Regions from separate parts of the Homo sapiens genome. Here all the other regions are linked to region 1. Evidence: chromatin loops called from intact Hi-C (ENCODE). Cell type or tissue: heart left ventricle. All regions are shown on one strand. Region 1 overlaps TPT1-AS1 (TPT1 antisense RNA 1). Region 2 overlaps COG3 (component of oligomeric golgi complex 3). Region 3 overlaps COG3 (component of oligomeric golgi complex 3).

The links. Peaks named below come from ENCODE experiments on the same cell type or tissue, not always from the same donor. Only the 100,000 strongest peaks of a DNase experiment are listed, where the experiment ranks them.
Region 2: a loop joins it to region 1, with 7 times the contacts of the local background. A loop is called at or near these places in 32 of 110 quality-filtered maps.
Region 3: a loop joins it to region 1, with 2.8 times the contacts of the local background. A loop is called at or near these places in 42 of 110 quality-filtered maps.

Annotation. Positions count from the first base shown.
Region 1 is chr13:45,368,375-45,373,374 of GRCh38, forward strand. It overlaps TPT1-AS1 (TPT1 antisense RNA 1), which reads left to right. Exons shown (of 11, transcript NR_024458.1): 4 at 1,706-1,808. Among named protein-coding and RNA genes, the nearest start is that of TPT1-AS1, 30 kb to the left of the region's middle. RefSeq lists enhancers at 2,155-2,655, 2,656-3,156. In heart left ventricle, a CTCF peak has its summit at 2,750 (motif pointing right); a DNase peak (open chromatin) is centred at 2,767; H3K4me3 peaks cover 383 bases; H3K27ac peaks cover 453 bases.
Region 2 is chr13:45,484,514-45,489,513 of GRCh38, forward strand. COG3 (component of oligomeric golgi complex 3) reads left to right here. Exons shown (of 23, transcript NM_031431.4): 8 at 1,982-2,062. Among named protein-coding and RNA genes, the nearest start is that of COG3, 22 kb to the left of the region's middle. RefSeq lists an enhancer at 28-530. In heart left ventricle, no CTCF peak of the experiment used is centred here; no DNase peak of the experiment used is centred here.
Region 3 is chr13:45,472,457-45,477,456 of GRCh38, forward strand. COG3 (component of oligomeric golgi complex 3) reads left to right here. Exons shown (of 23, transcript NM_031431.4): 2 at 3,745-3,891. Among named protein-coding and RNA genes, the nearest start is that of COG3, 10 kb to the left of the region's middle. In heart left ventricle, no CTCF peak of the experiment used is centred here; no DNase peak of the experiment used is centred here.

The sequences.
Region 1 (5,000 bases):
AGAGAGCTACAAAGATTAAAAAAAAAAAAAAGCTACACACCTTGCTCATAATTTGCCCACAAGGAAATACCTAATTCCACAAGGAAGGGCTAATCAGAAACTCAACAGAATGCAACTGTTTGTCTCTTATCCACCTGTGACCTGGAAGCCCCGTCCCTCACCTCGAGTTGTCTCGCCTTCCTGGACCAAACCAATGTACATCTTACACATATTGATTGATGTCTCATGTCTCCCTAAAATGTATAAAACCAAGCTGTGCCCTGACCACCTTGGACACATGTGGTCAGGACTTCCTGAGGCTGTGTCACGGGCGTGTGTCCTCAACCTTGGCAAAATAAACTTTCTAAATTGGTTGAGACCTGTCTCGGATACTTTGGGTTCACATAAGGAAACAGGAAGCAGGGATCTGGTGTCTATTTCTTTTTCCAAGCACAATGTAAGCACAGTTCTAGGCTGTGTTTGTCTTGTGAGTCCTTCCTGGCTCCCCTCAGGCACTGGCTTTCTCTCCTCTCTCCTGCCTTCTCTTTCTGGATCCACCCTCCAAATGTTGGAGTTCCTTAGGGTTTGATTCTTGGAACTCTTCTGTGTTTATGTGTTCTCCCTAGATAGCATCATCCGTAAGTGACTTAAATAGCACTCATAATGCTTAAAAAAAAAAATTTCCATTTCTAGCCTGGACGTCTCTGAATTTCAGAATAAGGTAAATGAAGAATTCACCTTTATACACCTTAAGTTTGAAATGCCGGTGATTTATCCAACAGCCTCCTTGGTTTTGGTTTTAGCCGTATCACCGGCATCTCATTTAACTCAACGTATGCACATCTGAATTCTACTGACTCTCCTAAACTTGCACTCTGCTCCATCTCAGCCAATGGTACCACCCAGTTTCCTGAGCTAAGTGCCTTCTTTGACACCTTCCTTTCCAACACCACCTCACCTGATCTGTCACCAGTCCTGTCACTTGTTTTAAATCCTTGCACTGTCTCCCACCTCTGCACCTCTCCTCCTTGTCTCAGCCTGCTGTCTCACCCTTCTACTCTTCCTCCCTAAAGTCTGTAATCATCTAGCACCATCTTGTTAAAACATAAAAGATCATGCAGAGTCCCACTTAAAAGCTTACAAATATCTCATTGTACTTAAAATAAAGCTCAAATTCAGCAATGCCTAGAAGGCAGTGAGGAGTGGATAGGTATGAGAATGGCTGCTGATGTGGATTGCCTGGGTTTAAATCTTTTTCTTCCTTTTTTTTCCCCGCCATGACAGGATCTCACTCTGAGCGATACTCAGGCTGGAGTGCAGTGGCCCAATCATGGCTCACTCTAGCCTCTGCCTCCCAGTCTCAAGCAATCCTCCCACCTCAGCCTCCCAAGTAGGTGGGACTACAGGTGACACCACCATACTCGGCTAATTTTTGTACTGTTTGTAGAGACGGGGTTTTGCCATGTTGCCCAGGCTGGTCTCCAGCTCCTAAACTCAAGTGACCTACCTGCCTTGGCCTCCCAAAGTGCTGGGATTACAGGCGTGAGACACCGCGCCCGGCCCAGGTGCTTATTGTTAACTCCTGCTTCCTTAACCTCACCACAGTTTACACCCCGCCACTCCTGAGCACCGCACACCGGCTTCCTCCCAGTCCCTCATCTGAGAACTCATGAAGCCACTTGGAATCCCTCTCTGCTTTGCCTGGCTCATTCCATGTCAATTTCAGATCTTCACTTCAGGTCAGCTCCAAGGAGGCTATCCTTGCCCATCTTCCTAAAATAGAGCTCTCAAAACCTGGCTGTTTTCCTTCAGAGCACTGGCCTCCAATTGTAAGTAGATATTTATCTGTTTACTACGTGTCTCCATCACTAGGCGATACACTTCAGGAGGGGAGAATTTTTTGTTTTGGTTCTCTGCCATAAGAGTGCATGGTATTTACTAAGCATGAAATAAATAGTTGTTGGGGGGAAAAAGAATGAGTAAACGAATAAATGAAGTGTGGGAAACTCCTGAGGATGCAACTCTCTACCTAGCGGTGGCCAAAGCTACTGGATAAACCATGTATGTACCCATCTTTTTAACCTATGTGTGTTTTGCTAGAATGGAGTGTTCTAATTAGAAGTAAAAATTTGTTTGTTCTTTAATAGAATTTAATTTTTTTTTTTGAGCCAGTCTGATTCTGTTGCCCAGGCTGGAGTGCAATGGCACGATCTCGGCTCGCTGCAACCTCTGCCTCCCAGGTTCAAGCGATTCTCCTGCCTCAGCCTCCCGAGTAGCTGGGATTACAGGCACCTGACACCAGGCCCGGCTAATTTTTTGTATTTTTAGTAGAGACTGGGTTTTGCCCTGTTGCCCAGGCTGGTCTCAAACTCCTGACCTCAAGTGATCCACCCGCCTCGGTCTCCTAAAGTGCTGGGATTACAGGCGTGAGCCACCGCGCCCGGCCTTTTTTTTTTTTCTTCTTTTTTTAAAAATGTTTATCTGCAAGATCGAGACGGTATCTCACTATCTTGTTGGTTTCAAACTCTTGGGCTACAGGGATCCTCTCGCGTCGGCTTCCCAAAGTGCTGGGATTACGGGCGTGAGCCACCGCGCCCGGCCTATTAATAAAATCGGATGACCTTGCACTTTCTCAGTCAGCGAGTATTATTTACTACTCACCTCCACTTAGCAGTAGGGAGCTGTATTGCAAAGGGGGCTGATGAGCGCGGCTTGACGCCCCTACACACCCCGCCAAGGGGGTTGCTGCAGTTACGGTTTCGCCGAATGTCCGGCAGAGGGCGCTGCGAACACGCCGCTCCAGCCGCCGGGCAGGGGAGAGCGGAATGATATTCCCAATGACCGCAGTCAGAACCATCAGCGCATTCCTAGGACGCTTTCCAGCTGCTGGGTGGCTTCATACCCCGGTAAAGTGAATGGTTTCCAAGTTCCCGCTGAGTACTGGGATCTGGAGAGCTTTTGAAAAACACGGATTTCTGGGCGGCACTCTCAAAGATTCTGGTTCCATGGGAATTGGGCGGGCCCTGGACCCTCTTGAAGATGTTTCCTGTTGATTTTGATGATCAGGTTTGGGCCCCATTGGTGGGAACTCCCCAAGGCGACTAGGGAGCCGAAGGAGAGAGGAGGACACAAACCTGGTTTCCACTCCCAACCCTGTTGCTTTTTAGCTGCGCGATCCTTCTGTGTACTACCCCCCATGACAACTTGTAAAATGGAGCTAATGGTAAAGATAGGGCTAGGCCAGGCCCTGTGGCTCAGGCCTGTAACCCAGCATTTTGGGAGGCTGAGGTGGGAGGATCACCTGAGGCCAGGAATTCGAGACCAGCCTGGCCAACATGGTGAAACTCTGTCTCTACTAAAAATACAGAAATTAGCCAGGCATGTGGCATGCACCTGTAATCCCAGCTACTCGGGAGGCCAAGACACGAGAATAGCTTGAGCCTGGGAGGCAGAGGCTGCAGGGCTAGATCCCGTCTCAAAAAAAAAAAAAAAAAAAAGAAAAGAAAGAAAGAAATTTTGGAATTATCACTTTGGCTAAATGAATGACCATCATTTTATAGTGGCCTGTGATCCTAGGGTCTTAGGCACAGGGGATACAGCAATGAGCAAACATGCATTCTGATGAAGAGATGCTGACAATCACAACCACACAAATAAGCAAGATAATTTCCCATAGAGATAAGAGCTTTGAGGAAGCCAGAATGCAGGAATGTGATAGAAAGTGGCTGGCAAGAGGGAGCTGAGGCTGGTGGGTCCAAGAAGTCCTCTCCAGGGAGATGACATTTGAGCAGTGATCTGGACAATGAAAAAGCGCTGACTGCACCTCCAGGTGAGAAGAACTTACTGGGCTGAGGAGAAAGCAAGCCATCAAAAACCCCAAGGAGGGAGTTTGGTGTGTTCAGAGAACTGGAAGGAGGGAACGCCATGAAAGAGAGGCCAGTAGCATGTGCGGGGCAGAGAGGGAGCCGGCTTCTTAGCCCGTGGAGAGAGAAAGCAGGAACTAAAGCCAGCACCAACGGGAAGGGCTGCATCTGGAGAGAGAGGGAGAGCAGCTGCAGGTTGGTCAAGCTGCTGTAAGGCCCTGCCCAGGCCATACGAACACAGGGAGCTACTTTCCCTGTCCTCGGGACAAATGTCACAGAGGCAGAGAGGTCTGAGGGATGGGGGGATATGGAAAATAGTTGCATAACTTTAAGAGATGGGTGCCATTTAACTCATTTCACACAGGAGGCACTAAGCCAGAGCACACTGAATGATGGCCCCCATCTCAATTTCCTTCCAGCCCTGCTCCTTGCTTTCCTGCATCCATGCCACGCGATTTCCTGAATCCATGCCCCTCGCTTTCCCGCATCCATGCTCCTCGTTTTCCCGCATCCATGCCCCTCGTTTTCCCGTATCCATGCCCCTCGTTTTCCCGTATCCATGCCCCCCGCTTTCCCGCACCCGTGCCCCTCCGCTTTCCCGCTCCATGCCCTTTGCTTTCCCTGTGAGTTCTCAGGGCTCTATTTCCATTGAAATTAAAACCCAGTTCCCTGTAGAGTAACTGTCTATCAGTAGTTCGTGCCTAGTTTCCTTCTCCTTTGTATTAAGTGACACCATCTGGCCTTCCCAGTCACCTTGGGCTCGTGTTTCCTTTGGATGGCTTCCCAAGGGGCAGAGGGCTCCTGAGCAGCATGTCTTGTGACACAACTTAATTAGGATTGTATTTCATTCTGCATTTTACAAACAGATGACTTCAGCTTTGGGTTCTAAAAGGAAGAAAAGCAGACCCTCTTCCCTTTGGGACTTAGTTGAGTGACCATTTCTCTTACACATCTTACTAGACACTGTATGGAAAAGAATCTGGACAGACTCATTCCCTTCATTCTTCTGTGTACATAAGCTCCTACTACGGTGTCAAGCCCTGGGGACTAGAATTCTGTCTTTAAACTTCAGGAAGTCACAGTAGAATCACAATGTCAGACACAGTCTACGAAACGCTTCGTATATGTTACCTCATTTGATCTTTGTAATCAACCCAT
Region 2 (5,000 bases), 120 kb after region 1:
ATTATTTCTCATGTGTAGCCATAATAATATTTAATCTTCCTGAGATTTTTCTCCCTAAGCTTGCTTATTTATTTATTTATTTATTTATTTATTTATTTATTTTTTTATTGATAATTCTTGGGTGTTTCTCACAGAGGGGGATTTGGCAGGGTCATGGGACAATAGTGGAGGGAAGGTCAGCAGATAAACAAGTGAACAAAGGTCTCTGGTTTTCCTAGGCAGAGGACCCTGCGGCCTTCCGCAGTGTTTGTGTCCCTGGTTACTTGAGATTAGGGATTGGTGATGACTCTTAACGAGCATGCTGCCTTCAAGCATCTGTTTAACAAAGCACATCTTGCACCGCCCTTAATCCATTTAACCCTGAGTGGACACAGCACATGTTTCAGAGAGCACAGGGTTGGGGGTAAGGTCACAGATCAACAGGATCCCAAGGCAGAGGAATTTTTCTTAGTGCAGAACAAAATGAAAAGTCTCCCATGTCTACTTCCTTCCACACAGACACGGCAACCATCCGATCTCTCAATCTTTTCCCCACCTTTCCCGCCTTTCTATTCCACAAAGCTGCCATTGTCATCCTGGCCCGTTCTCAATGAGCTACTGGGCACACCTCCCAGACGGGGCGGTGGCCGGGCAGAGGGGCTCCTCACTTCCCAGTAGGGGCGGCCGGGCAGAGGCGCCCCTCACCTCCCGGACGGGGCGGCTGGCCGGGCAGGGGGGCTGACCCCCCCCACCTCCCTCCCGGATGGGGCGGCTGGCCGGGCGGGGGGCTGAACCCCCCACCTCCCTCCCGGACAGGGCAGCTGGCTGGGCAGAGGGGCTCCTCACTTCCCAGTAGGGGCGGCCGGGCAGAGGCGCCCCTCACCTCCCGGACGGGGCGGCTGGCCGGGCGGGGGGGCTGACCCCCCCCACCTCCCTCCCGGACGGGGTGGCTGCCGGGCGGAGACGCTCCTCACTTCCCAGATGGGGTGGCTGCTGGGCGGAGAGGCTCCTCACTTCTCAGACGGGGCAGCTGCCGGGCGGAGGGGCTCCTCACTTCTCAGACGGGGTGGTTGCCAGGCAGAGGGTCTCCTCACTTCTCAGACGGGGCGGCCGGGCAGAGACGCTCCTCACCTCCCAGACGGGGTCTCGGCCGGGCAGAGGCGCTCCTCACATCCCAGATGGGGCGGCGGGGCAGAGGCGCTCCCCACATCTCAGACGATGGGCGGCCGGGCAGAGACGCTCCTCACTTCCTAGATGTGATGGCGGCTGGGAAGAGGCGCTCCTCACTTCCTAGATGGGATGGCGGCCGGGCGGAGACGCTCCTCACTTTCCAGACTGGGCAGCCAGGCAGAGGGGCTCCTCACATCCCAGATGATGGGCGGCCAGGCAGAGACACTCCTCACTTCCCAGACGGGGTGGCGGCCGGGCAGAGGCTGCAATCTCGGCACTTTGGGAGGCCAAGGCAGGCGGCTGGGAGGTGTAGGTTGTAGTGAGCCGAGATCACGCCACTGCACTCCAGCCTGGGCACCATTGAGCACTGAGTGAACGAGACTCCGTCTGCAATCCCGGCACCTCGGGAGGCCGAGGTTGGCGGATCACTCGCGGTTAGGGGCTGGAGACCGGCCCGGCCAACACAGCGAAACCCCGTCTCCACCAAAACCAATCAGGCGTGGCGGTGCGTGCCTGCAATCGCAGGCATTCGGCAGACTGAGGCAGGAGAATCAGGCAGGGAGGTTGCAGTGAGCCGAGATGGCAGCAGTACAGTCCAGCTTCGGCTCGGCATGAGAGGGAGACCATCGGGAGACGGGAGACGGGAGACGGGAGACGGGAGACGGGAGACGGGAGACGGGAGAGGGAGAGGGAGAGGGAGAGGGAGACTCTCCCTAAGCTTTGATTGGTATGCAGGCCAAGCAGTAGCCATAGGAAATGGTTGCTGTTGGGTTTTCTGAATTATTTGTTTGCTAATTATCTTCCTTCCTTATCCTCCCCCATGTTTCTTTAGGATCCTTCATCTGTACCTAATGCAGACAATGCCTTCACATTATTTTATGTGAAATTTCGAGCTGCTGCCCCCAAAGTCAGAGTAAGTCTATTGACATAACTAGGACATTGCTATGAAATTTGTTCATCTGCCCTTTTGAAGTACTGTTGTATGTTAGGCTCTTTGTTTATACCGAGGAAGTGAACTTGAATGAAAGGTTGACATTGTCCTTCCACATTATAGCAGTGTATCTTAGTGTTGTGTCTAGGTTCTTTAAGTCCACAGAGCAGGAAGCATCTAGCTTTTCCTGTGATGCTCAGGGATGGTTTCTAGATGAAGGTGATAGACGGGTTTTAAAAGCTTGGCTGGTGGTCTTGAAGGGACCAATAAGGTGTTTTGATAAAGAGAGAACAGCACATATAGGGAAGTTTGTAGGAGACATAAAAGACATACATTTTGGGAGAGATCTTTATACTACAAAGACTCTCTCACGAGGGATGTTACATGTCGTGCTAATTTAGGAAAAGTAGAGAACCAATGAAGTGGTATCTTAAACAGAGGAGTTATTTGGTCAGATTTGCCAAACAGACATGTAAACCAATGGAACAGAATAGAGAGCTCAGAAATAAATGCATGCATTTTCAGCCAACTGATTTTTGATAAAAGCACCAAGAACATTTTGTGGGGAAAGGATGATTGCTGGGAAAACTAGATATTCATATGCAGAAAAATGAAACTAGACCTCTGTCTCTCACTGTATACAAAAATCAAAACAAAATGGATTACAGACTGAAGATCTGAAACTATAAAACTACTAGAAGAAAACATAGGGGAAATGTTTTAGGACATTGGTCTAGGCCAAGATTTTATGGCTAAAACTTCAAAAGCATAGGCAACAAAAACAAAAATAGACAAATGGGACTATAATAATCTTAAAATCTTCTGCCCAACAAAGGAAAACAATTACCAGAGTGAAGAGACAACCTGTAGAATGATAGAAAACATTTACAACTATTCATCTGACAAGGGACTAATATTCAGAATATACAAGGAACTTAACAGAAGAAGGCCCCAAATAATCCCATTAAAAAGTAGGCAAAGAGACTGAGTAGACATTTCTCAAAAGGAGACTATACAGATGGCCAGCAGGTATATGAAAAAATGTTCAACATCACTAATCAGCAGGGAAATGTAAATCAAAACCACAGTGAGATGTCATCTCACCCCAGTTAGAATGGCTGTTATCAAGAAGACATAAAACAAATGCTGGTGAGGATGCAGACAAAAGGAAATTCTTATACACTGTTGATGGGAATGTAAATTAGTACAGCTGTTATGGAAAACAGTATGGAGATTTCTCAAAAAACTAAAAATAGAGCTGTCATACCATCCAGCAATACCTCTACTGGGTATTTATCCAAAGGCAAGGAAATCAGTATATCAAAGGGATACCTGTGTTGATTGCAGCACTATTCGCAATAGTAAAGATATGGAATCAACCTAAGTGTCAATCAGTGGATGAATGGATAAAGAAAATGTGGTATATATAAACAATAAGATACTATTCAGCTGTAACAAAAAATGAAATCCTGTCATTTGCAGCAACGTGAATGGAACTAGAGGTCATTAAGTTAGTAAAATAAGCCAGATACAGAAAGACAAATATTGTATGTTTTCACTCGTATGTGGGAACTAAAAAAGTTGGTCTTGTGGAGGTAGAGAGTAGAATGATAGATACCAGAGGCTGGGGTGGGTTGGGTGGAGGGGAGGTGGAGAGGTTGGTTAATGGGTATAAATGTACAGTTTAATAGTAGAAATAAGTTCTAGTGTTCAGTAGTGTAGTAGGATGACTGTAGTTAACAATTTATTGTATATTTCAAAATAGCTAAGAGGGAAGATTTGAAATTTTCCCAGCACAAAGAAATAATACATGTTTGAGGTGGTGGATACTCTAAACACTCTGATTTGATCATAACACATTGTATCCATGTATCAAAATATCACATGTACCCCATAAATATGTACAATTATGTATTAATAAAAAAGATTAAGGATGCAATATAAAAAATGGATTATGGTGAAGAGAGATTTGAGACAGGGAGGCCTCATTACTAAGGAAGATTATGCAGTAATCCAGGTGAGATTAGGGGGTGAATTAATGCATTGGTAGGATATTTCATGAGGTTGGGTATGTGCCTTATTCATTCTACGTAGCAGGAGTCCATGATGTATTTATTTGGATTAACTGATAGCATGGAGGGGGCAAAGATCAATATATGTTATATTTTATAACATATCTGAGATACATTTAATTGAAGCTGGTGCATATATATTCTTTCTACTCATTGTGAAGTTTCTAGAAATAATAATCTACTTTTGCTTACTGACTTCACTTCCTTGCTTGTTTCTGTCTTGAAAGTCAGCCAATTGATGGCTGGGTGCAGTGGCTCACACCTGCAATCCTAGTACATTGGGAGGTCAAGGAGGGCGGATCCCTTGAGTTTAGGAGTTTGAGACCAGCCTGGGCAACATGGCGAAACCCTGTCTGTACCAAAATTACAAAAATTAGCTGGACACGGTGGTGTGCACCTGTGGTCCGGCTACTTGGGAGGCTGAGGTGGGAGGACTGCTTGAACCCAGGAAGTCAAGGATGCAGTGAGCCAAGATAGCACCACTGCACTCCAGCCTGGGTGACAAAGTGAGACTCTGTTTCAAAAAAAAAAAAAAAAAAAAAAAAAAGAGCCAGCCAGTTGAAAGGAATTTTTTTTGACAAAGTGAGACCCAGCCTCAAAAAAAAAAAAAAAAAAGCCAACCAGTTTAAAGGAATTTTTTTTTTGAAATGGGAGAAACTTAGTTTTGTTTATAGAATATATATGTGGAATATGTATACAACCTAGATGTCTAACAGATGTCTAACTGGATGTCAGTTTATGGCATGAAGATTTAGATTGTGCCTGATTGATTGCTTTTGCTTATTAGCCAAATACTAATGATAAAAATTTGATTAGAAAAGAAAAGGTATAGATAAGAGGGCTCAGTG
Region 3 (5,000 bases), 100 kb after region 1:
TTCATGTAATTTGATATCATCATATAATTTGATACCATCACACAATTCTTGGATGCTATGTTCAGTTTTTATTTTCCCACTCTGTTTTCTCTGTATGATTCATTTTGGGTGATTTTTATTGACCTAACTTCAAGTTCACTGATTTTTTTTCCTTAACTGTGTTCTGTGTACTGATGAGCCCATTGCAGGTATTCTTCATCTTTGTTACCATTATTTTTATTTCTCACATTTCCATTTGACACAGTTTTCAGTTTTCTGTTGAAATTGTGTATCTGTTTATACTTCTTATCTGTGTGTTACACCAGAGCCTTTAACATGTTAATCACAGTTATTTTAGATTCCTTGTCTGATAGTTCTAGTCTCTTGCTCATCTGAGTCTGGCTCTGTTGATTGCTTTGTCTCTTGACTGAGTTGTTTTCTCTCTTTTTTTTGAGACGGAGTCTCCCTCTGTCGCCTAGGCTGGAGTGCAGTGGTGCAATCATAGCTCACTGCAAGCTCCGCCTCCTGGGTTCATGCCATTCTCCTGCCTCAGCCTCCCGAGTAGCTGGGACTACAGGCGCCCGCCACCACGCCTGGCTAATTTTTTGTATTTTTAGTAGAGATGGGGTTTCACCGTGTTAGTCAGGATGGTCTTGATCTCCTGACCTCGTGATCCTCCCACCTCAGCCTCCCAAAGTGCTGGGATTACAGGTGTGAGCCACTGCACCCGGCCTGTTTCCTCTTGTAATGTTTGCCATCTCTTTTTTCCCATGATTTGCCACAGGTGAGCCAGTGCTTGCAGCCTGTCTCTTCCTGGAGGTGCCTGTCGCTCCCCAGATTTTTATCTACTTGGTTACTCTGCAAGACTGGTGGATTCAAGACTAGTTATAATCTTGTGGATTATTTGGCTTTTTGTTATTGTGAGGGTACAAGCAACATTTCTTTCAGCTTTCTTCATCCTAGCCTAGCTTTCGTGTGTTTTCTGGTATATTTTCCAAATCTGAGCCATATCACCCCGGCCCCCCTTAGATATAATCTAAACAGTGCTGATAGAATTATGTGATTGAATTTGTGATGATCTGTTCATATAGAACTAAATTTTATTGCTAATAAAATATAATTTTGTAAAGACGGCTTTACAAGAAGTTGATTAGATTTATAAACTTACTCTGTTGCTGCTATTAGATGGGAATAATAATAATATAATATCAGTACTCAAATTTATTGCTTACAATATGTCAGGTCTGTGCTAAGTGCTTTACATGCAGCATTGCTTCAGGTGGGTTATCTTGAGTCTTGGGTGGCTCCCCAAGGAGACAGCTCATGTTGCTCATTAGAAGGGTTCTGCAGAGCAGGTGTAGATGCGGCTTATCTCAGCACAGCTTCCTCTGTCCTCCAGAACCCCTAGTGGCAGCATACGGTTGCTGATGACACTTTAGACTCAGGATAAATTCTTACTGGATTTGAGAAACTTAATTCTTGCTGGGCCACAGTCCTTTTATACTCAGGGATTGTGTTACCATTCAGAAAGAGTTTACATGAACAAGTGATGCCCTTAATAAGAACTGTTTACCTACACCTAGGACCCTCCTGACTCTTGAGCCAGGCTCATTTGTGGGGAGAAGGCAGATCAAGGACCTTCCTAAATACTTTGTCTGCAGCTTTCCAGCATTCTAAAAAGCCAGTTTTCCCACATCTTTGTTTTCTTTTTTACTCTTTTTTTTTTTTTTTTTTTTTTTTGAGATGGAGTCTCGCTCTGTCGCCCAGGCTGGAGTGCAGTGGCTCGATCTCGGCTCACTGCAAGCTTCACTTCCCGGGTTCATGCCATTCTCCTGCCTCAGCCTCCCAACTAGCTGGGACTACAGGCGCCTGCCACCATGCCCGGCTAATTTTTTTTTGTGTGTTTTTAGTTGAGACGGGGTTTCACCATGTTAGCCAGGATGGTCTCGATTTCCTGACCTCGTGATCCGCCCACCTCAGCCTCCCAAAGTGCTGGGATTACAGGCGTGAGCCACCGTGCCTGGCCTTCTTTTTTACTCCTTATAGTAACGTTATGATACAGACAGTGTATCCGTATCAGCTAAGAGAAGATAATTGAGGATTAGAAACATCAAGTAATTTGCCCCATGTCACACAGCTTATGAATGAACAGGAGCAGGATTCTAACTAGGCTGCATTGTAATGTACTTTACTGTACCATAAATATAGCCCTATTTGAACCCATACACAAAAAACTCTATTTTTAAAGGACAGTGTTTCTAAATTAGTGGTGCATTTTGCATCTAGCTTATTTTAGTTTTGAAGAGAAAATGCTATCTTCAGATGAAACTTCTATATTTAGAAGGTAGACAGGGTAGCACCTTCCTGAGACCTTGGATCTTGTCTTATATCAATGGACCTTAAATGTCATAAACTAAGAACTGAGAGCTGAAAACTGGAATTTGAACCTAAACAATTAGGCCCTTTTACTTTCCCCAGCATCTACTTTCCCTTTGTTTTGGTCTAAAAACAGTCTGTATGTCTATAAATAAATTAACACCTGGTCTTTCTTTGATAGTGGAGAACTAGAAAGTACTGTAGGTCTAATATTGTCAAAGTGAGACCTTGTCTGTGGGCCGCTTCTGAAACTGATGGAAAACTCTAAAATTCTTCCTATTCAGTTTTAATTTCAAAATTTGTCAGCAGGAAGGTGTGGTGAGATGTGCCAGTGGGTGGGTGGAAATGGTAGGAGGAGGTAATGTTTATTTCTAATCAATTCTTGGGTGTGATTTATTTATTTATTTTTTTAGACAGGGCCTCACTCTGTCACCCTGGGTGGGTGGCACGACCTTGACTCACTGCAACCTCCACCTCCTGGGCTCTGGTGGTCCTCCCATCTCAGCCTCCCAAGTTGCTGGACCACAGATGTGTGCCACCACACCCAGCTAATTTTTTTTTTTGTATTTTCAGTAGAGACGGGGGTGTCACTATGTTGCCCAGGCTGGTCTCAAATTCCTGGGCTCAAGTGATCCACCCAACTCTGCCTCTCAAAGTGCTGGGATTACAGGCGTGAGCCACTGAACCCGGTCATTGGGTGTGATTTGTTAATCCTGTTGGTCAGGCTTTTGTGTTAGATACTGGGGAGGGCAAACTACTTTCAATAGCACATAGGTTTTCTCTTTGCCTGGTGGTAGTTCACAAGAGGCTCAAGTGAGAAAATGTGTGTGGATTAGTACAGATTTACCACCCTTATTAGAAAGCTAACTCAGACCAGACTTGGTGGCTCATGCCTGTAATCTCAGCACTTTGGAAGGCTAAGGTAGGAGGATCACTTGAACCCAGGAGTTTGAGACCAGCCTGGGCAACATGTATAGACCCCCAACTCTACCAAAAATACAAAAATTAGCTGGGCGTGGTGTTGCGTGCCTGTAATCTCAGCTACTTGGAGATTGAGGTGGGAGGATGGCTTGAACTCTGGAGGCAGAGGTTACAGTGAGCTGAGGTGGCACCTTGCATGTCAGCCTGGATGACAGAGCAAGACCCTGTCACCAAAAAAAAAAAAAAAGCTTACTAATGGTGGGACATCAGTGTCATGTTTATATTTTGAGATGAGCATTTAATATAGAGCCTAAAATGTTAGTACTATATAGTATTTATTAACTTAATGTGATTTAATGGAAAATATTTCTTTCTCTTTCAAAACAACTGAGATGGAAACCCAATCTTGAGTTAAGTTCAGAGAATTTTCAAGTCACTTAAATATCTTTGTGACTCTCTTTTTTCAAGCTTCCAATTGAAGACTTGTGCAGTTTAACATCCCAGTCACTGCCCATTGAACTGACTTCAGTAGTGCCTGAATCTACAGAAGACATTCTCTTGAAGGGCTTCACTTCCTTAGGAATGGAAGAAGAAAGAATTGAAACCGCACAGCAGGTGAATTGCAGTATCTTTTCTAAGGATGTTTGATTATTTCAGATGTCTGAAGACAAGGCTAATAAAGTCCTAATTAAAAGTTCTGAACATTTGTCACCATAATTAACATTAAGTCTTTCTAGAACATTCTTGATTTTGCATTAGTTGTGGCTGTTTACGTGTTTTAAATGAATCTATTGCCCAATTATAGTTATGATATAGGTAAAAAAACATGAGATTCCATGTTTGGACGTTGATAGATTATTGAGGTTTTAATGTCTTATGCACTTTTGACTTCCCCCAATGTCTGTCTTCTGTTAACCTGTTCCCTCAGTGTGTGCATGGGTACCCCTCCATCTCACTTGTTGCTAGGTAGTCCTTTTTTAAAAAACCCAAATATTCTTTTTATATTAACATTTGTAGTTATTTTTCAGTAATTTAGCATGTGTAATTTTTTCTTGGTTTTTGTTCATTCCTAATTAGAAACCTAAACTTACAGTAGTTTCTTCTGCCACTTTCCTTGTCTCCTCTTTCTTTTCCTATTAAGAGTCAAAGTTGAGGCATTGACCAAATAAAACATAAAGTACATGTGTTGGAACTGGATTACATATATAGTAAGTTGAGAGAGGCAGTTCTACAAACCGATGAAGAATTACAGTTCCTGAGCTAGGCTGACCTGCACCTGAAAGTCAGCTCCATCATTTAGCATCTTTGTGAGCTTAAGCAAATTACTTAGCTTCTTAGATCTTTAGTTTCCTAATATATAAAACAGGGATAATTATATATTATTTCACAGGATTTTTGTGAGCGTTAAATACGATAATGCATGTAAATTCGTTGTGTAGCAAGTACACAGTAAATGCTCAGCAAATGATAGCCAAGGTACATGGCAAGCCTGTATACCCTTGACATTGAATCTTACTTGAGATTCAGTGTTCTCAGGTTCACTTGAAGGTAGTCTTGCACCACATCTGTGAACTTGTTTGGCCTGCTTAAAAAAAGTCCTCTGGATGAAACTCGTACCTGTTCTCTCTTTAAAATTAAAAAAACTAATATGCTGACTTATAATTTATGTACAATAAAATGTATTCATTTTAAGTGTCAGCTCAATGAGTTTTGAAAAGTGTATA